Linked DNA regions of Homo sapiens: region 1 is linked to region 2. A link is a loop called in an ENCODE intact Hi-C map of the cell type or tissue named here. Cell type or tissue: A673. All regions are shown on one strand. Links, peaks and the distances in the headings refer to the core of each region. The heading gives the core; the rest is flanking DNA. Region 1 has its middle 9.2 kb from the start of ATP13A4. Region 2 overlaps FGF12 (fibroblast growth factor 12).

Region 1 (2,925 bases), core at 138-2,637, 1.1 Mb before region 2:
CAGAGGTTGATTGTGAATCTCTCTCCTTCCAGTACTCTTTGATGTCCTTTCAAAGGGTCCAGAAATTCATGACCCCAATTCTCTGCTCCTATGCCCAGTAGCCTTATATTAAACTACTCCTTCCAATTTTGAGAGCACCAAAGAAAAAGTACCCCAAAATAACAGTAATTGTTTGCCTAACAGTAAATGATTGCCACACATTGATTCCCTGCTAAGCACTTTATATGCATTATTTCACCTAACTTCATATTGACTCCAGGAGATCTATTAAAGGTTAAATAATTTGTTCTAGATCAGCAGTCCTCAACCCATTTGGTACAAGGAACCAGTTTCATGGAAGACAAATTTTCCATGGACTGTTGGAGTCGGGGGCGGTGGTTTCAGGATGATTCAAACTCATTAACATTTATTGTGCACGGTATTTCTATTATTATTACATTGTAATATATAATGAAATAATTCTACAACTCAACATAATGTAGAATCAGTGGGAGCCCTGAGCTTGTTTACCTGCAACTAGACAGTGCCATCTGGGAGTGACGGGAAACAGTGACAGTTCATCAGGCATTGGAGTCTCATAAGGAACATGCAACCTAGATCCTTCTCATGTGCAGTTCACAGTAGGGTTTGTGCTCCTATGAGAATCTAATGTTGCCGCTGCTCTGACAGGTGGTGGAGCTCAGGGGGTAATGTGAGTGATGGGGAGTGGCTGTAAATACAGATGAAACTTTGCTGGCTCACCTGCTGCTCACCTCCTGCAATACCTGTCCAAGGCCTAGGGGTCGGGGATCCCTGTTCTAGATCACACTGATAGTAAGTGGCTAAGCAATAATTAGAGCCCAAACTATCTGACATTATAGCTCATACTCTTTTCTACTTTATTGAAGTTGAAATAAAATCAACTGCACATATCCAAAGTATAAAATATGTCATGGTGTATCTGTGAAACCATCACCACAGTCAAGATGACTGCAGCCTTTACTCTTAACTACTAGGCACCAGTTTCCACCTGTTAATCCTAGTTCTTACCCTGGAATCACCAGATTAGTGTCAATCCCACCTTACATGATAAACAGTCAGATACTTGATGATGACCAACCTGTACTTCCTAAATCTCCTGTTCCTTGAGATAAACATCTTCATAAGTTCCTGCAAATGCATTTCATAGGACACAGTTGAATTTCTCTTAACAGCTTGCTTACCCTCATTTAGGGATTTTGCCCAGATCATGAATATTTGCATGGTTTTCCAGTCTGCCAAATGCCATGCAGCTTTTGCCACAAGGCATATAGGCTGGAAGCAGGCCTGTAGATGGCAGCCACAAGTGCTTCTAGCAAGGCCCAGCTAGGCAGGTAGACCAGGGTGGCAAGGCCTCTGGGTTAGCCAGGCCTTTTCTGAATGCTCTTGTTCTGATAGGCTGATACTCTTCGAGCAATCCTTCAGTAAACCAGGCATAATCTTTCTTATTCTAAAAATAAGAAAGATGAATATAATGCTGTTTAATTGTGTTTTTCTCCATTTTATATTTTTTTAGGGAAGAAAACATTTCTCAAGTACTGTTCAACTTCTAATACTAATTTAGAAGTGTTAGAAGGTAACTTTTCTGGCTCTCATTTTCTCTCTTTTGAACAGCAGGGGTTGCCCCAAGTTAGACAGTGAGGTTGCCAGAGGTTGGTTGTAAATCTCTCTCCTTCCAGTGCTCTTTGATATTAGCACGTCATACATTGTTCAGATGATAAATAATTAAGAAATAAAATATTTTTCCTAACAAGAAATAGTCTATAAATAATCTTAAAGAAATAAAATAAGAAAACAACATTTTAGGTATATATTCGGTGGTTTACAAAGCAAACTTTTTTTTTGAGACACTCTCAGTCTATTGCCCAGGCTGGAGTGCAGTGGCGCAATTACACAATCACAGCTGACTGCAGCCTTGACCTTGCAAGCTCAAGTAATCCTCCCAGCTCAGCCTTCTGAGTAGCCAGGATTACAGGCATGTGCCACCTCACCTGGCTAAAGTGGATGAAATCAGTATGTGTTGATCATTTACTGTTAAGCAGTGATTGATATTTGTGGGTACTTTGGTTTCTGTGGACTTCTTAACATTGGAATGAGTAGTTAGTAAAAGGATACTAGGCCTAGGAGTGGAGATTTGGGTCCCTGAGTTTCTGGCTTTCATTTTCTCTCATTTTGGCAGGTAGATTAGGCTGGTGAGATCTGTGGGTTAGCCAGGCCTTCTCTGCATTCCCTTGTCCTGATGGGCTGACACTCTTCAAGCAATCCTTCAGTAAACCAGGTATAATCTTTCCTGTTCTTAAACAAGAAAGATTAATATAAAGCTGTTCAATTGTGTTTTTCCCCATTTCATATTTTTTTGGGAAGAAAAAAATTCTCAAGTACCGTTCAACTTCTAACACTATTTTTTCCCTAAAAAATGTCTTATAATTTGTCTGACACGAGACTGGGCATGTATACAATCTTATTTGTTCTTCCAACAATACCGTATCATGGAGTAACGGGATTATATCTCATTTCAAAGATGAAAACATTGAAGCTTAGGATAATTTAGCAACTTGCCAAATTTTTCATGGCTGTCACATGATAGAGCCATAATACAACCACTATGATTTTTTAATTTTTATTGTTATTTTTATTTGAGATGGAGTCTCACTCTGTCACCAGGCTGGAGTTCAGTGGCACCATCTCAGCTCACTGCAACCTCTGCCTTCTGGGTTCAAGTGATCCTCCTGCCTCAGCCTCCCGAGTAGCTGGGAGTACAGGTGTCTGCCACCACACCCGGCTAATTTTTTGTATTTTTAGTAGAGATGGGGTTTCATCGTGTTAGCCAGGATAGTCTTGAACTCCTGACCTCATCATCTGCACACCTCGACCTCCCAAAGTGCTGGGATTACAGGCTTGAGCCAC
Region 2 (2,925 bases), core at 246-2,745:
CTCCTCAAGATATATATTAACTACAAGTGAAAAGACAGTAACTTTCTGGAGAAGAAACCTGGAAGATGTCACCTTAACCAAGTGATCAAAGTTAATCATCACTAGTAGTAGACATATTAACATCAGCTCCTTGATATGATGTCTAAGAAGGACACAGCATGATTTTTGTGGCATCCTTTCAAAAAAATGCGTAGCCTCCATCTAATCATGTGAAAACAGCAGACAACCCTAAATTGTGAGACAGTCTACAAAATAACCCATCAGTATACTGCAGAAGTGTCAAGATTATGAAAGACAAGATTGAGAAAGTGTTGTATGTGATACACTGGAAGAGATGAAGGAGAAATGACAACAAATGCAATTTGGATCCTGGATAGGATTCTGAAATAACAAATGGACATCAGTGGGAAATCTGGTAAACTATGAATAAGGCCTATAGTTTAGTTACTATGGTACCAGTGTTAATTTGCTGGTTTGGATAATTGTACTGTGATTGTGTGAACTGTTAACATTAAGGGGAGCTAGATTAAGGATATACAGGAATGCTACTCATCTTTCAATTTTTCCAAAAAGATTGTCATTGAAACCATCAGACAGGAAACCCACTCTTTAGTCATAGAACTCCATGTCTCTTATGTATTCATGCAAAAGGGGGCTGTTTGAATTTCCGTGTCAGGACTTCCCCACTGTCGGGAGTGTACCATGGAAATTGGTGTCCTTGGTGAACCCTGGTCCAAGGTCCACGCCCTTTCATCCTCTGCCGAGGAGGGGAACTTTAGTAAATGCAAATAGCAAAGACATTTGAGATGTATATGGCCTGTTGTGCTCGGTGCCTGCCGCTGAAGACTTCTTTTAGAGCCTCTTCTAGATGTCAAAGCAAATGTGTTCTCTGAGACAGCTTTGCTACATGTTAAGTGTAGGACATTGACCTGGGAGTCAGAAGACCTGTCTTTAAGTTTGAGCTCTGCCATTTCCTAGCAGGGAGGCATTGGGCATTCAGTGGTTCTTCATGTGCCTAGTATTTTTATCTTTAAAACGGGCCTGAATCTTCTATTGCTAGGAATTCACAATCATGTAGTCCTCTTTTAAAAGACAAACAGAGACCTTCCTCTCTGTAAGTGTAGCTGTGTTTCTTGACATAGCATGTCAGAGGCAGCCAACCTGTGAATATTTCTTTCTTAATTATGGTAATTCCATATAACCTTCCACGTTTTCCTCTTCAGCACAGTGCTCTAGGCGTCCCGCTCACCTGTTCGGCGCACAGTCTGGCTAAAGTAGAACTCTGCTGCCATCATCTGGCCAATTCTAGGTACTGTAAGGCTGGGAAACTAACAAAAGAGTAAACAGATTCAGGAATTTACAGAATCATAGACCTCTAAGGAGGTGGGAGATCCCTCAGAATTCACCTAAGCCGATCCCTTTGTTAATAAGGAAACTGATGCCCATAGAGGGAGAGTGAACTGCCTTGTGCTACTTACTGATCAGTGGGAGAATTAGGAGCAGAACCCAGGCCCATGCAGTTGAAATTAATTTTCCGACATATATGATGATAGGAAAAAGATTCGAATACTACAAAATTTGAATAACTGAAAAAATTCTAAAACCTTTTGCACAGGGCCTCTCTAGATTCGTCTTCTTTTAAATTTACTCTATGCAGATGTTACAAACAATTAAGAAAAAACCTAAAAATTATAAATAAGAAGAGCCATTATCTATTGTTTGTATCATCTTCCAACAAAATGGATATTTTAACCCTAAAAAAAGGCAGAACATAGCTAAAAATATGTGGCGATATTATATTACTTTTTTTTCTCATTTCGCTGAGGGCTAATGCAACTTCTTTGCTGGTATAAATGTCTGTCTACAAACCACATTTGAGGGAACTAGTTATAATGAGGAGAAGCCAGGGGCTCTGGATTTTAATAACTGGGTCTGATTTCAACTCTTCCATACCCTGTGAGTGTGAAGTAATTTAACCTTGATCAGACCCCTGACCTTCTTTCTCTTGTCCCCCATTTCCTCATCTATGCTAGTGAATAGCTTCCTCACAGGAAATTTGCCAACATTAACTAAGAAAATTAAGGTAAAATTGGTGGTAACCTGCAAGCACAATAAGTATGCTTATTACTTTTTTATAATTATGGAGTAAATTGAGATGAGACAAAGAAATTTGTTAATGATATGGAGAGCTCTCAGGAACCCCTTTCGTCTTCTGCTGAGGAGGGACCCTTTGGTAAATGCAAACAGCAAATACATTTGAGAGGTATATACCTGTTGTGCTCGGTGCCAGCCACTGCATATGTGTGAATTTATTACATGTTTAATTTTGTCTCTGAGTGCGTGTGTGTGTGTTTAAGTGCTTTCCTGAGGATCTCGAAGACCACGCATACATTCTGTGATTTGCTGGAAATACTCACAGGATTTAGTAGATATCGTCATGTGAATGACATAACAGCATTACAGTCAACAAGAGACTTGCCTGTATGATGGTAATCCTATAATGTTATAATACCTTATTTTTACCGTATGTTTTCTGTGTTTAGATATGTTTAGATACACTAATACTTACTGCTGTTACAATCAGCTGTGGTGTTAAGTGCAGTAGCATGCCGTACAGGTTGGTAGCCTAGAAGCAGTAGGCTATGCCACATAGCCTAGGTATGTAGGAGGCTGCACCATCTAGGTTTGTGTACGTATGCTCCGTGGTGATCGCACAATGCTCACAGTAGCGATCGCCTGATGATGCATCTTCCAGTCATTAAGCAATGCATAAGCATAGTTGCACTATCCACTGAAGTTTATTGCAGGGAAAGGAAATATAACAGGATCAATAGGGGAAAAGATACTCAGAGACTGTAGAGATTCATGCGGAGGCTTCTGATGTTTTCTGTCTCCTCTGAGGGAGCACTGAGGGTGCTCTTTTCT

What was found. Peaks named below come from ENCODE experiments on the same cell type or tissue, not always from the same donor. Only the 100,000 strongest peaks of a DNase experiment are listed, where the experiment ranks them.
Region 1: a loop joins it to region 2, with 4 times the contacts of the local background. A loop is called at or near these places in 26 of 110 quality-filtered maps.

Annotation. Positions count from the first base shown.
Region 1 is chr3:193,562,601-193,565,525 of GRCh38, reverse strand. It overlaps a transcript of ATP13A4 not described here. Among named protein-coding and RNA genes, the nearest start is that of ATP13A4, 9.2 kb to the right of the region's middle. In A673, for the core only: a CTCF peak has its summit at 1,308 (motif pointing right); no DNase peak of the experiment used is centred there.
Region 2 is chr3:192,465,812-192,468,736 of GRCh38, reverse strand. All of the region lies in intron 2 of FGF12 (fibroblast growth factor 12), which reads left to right. Among named protein-coding and RNA genes, the nearest start is that of FGF12-AS2, 48 kb to the left of the region's middle. RefSeq lists a silencer at 1,143-1,437. In A673, for the core only: a CTCF peak has its summit at 1,304 (motif pointing left); a DNase peak (open chromatin) is centred at 1,276.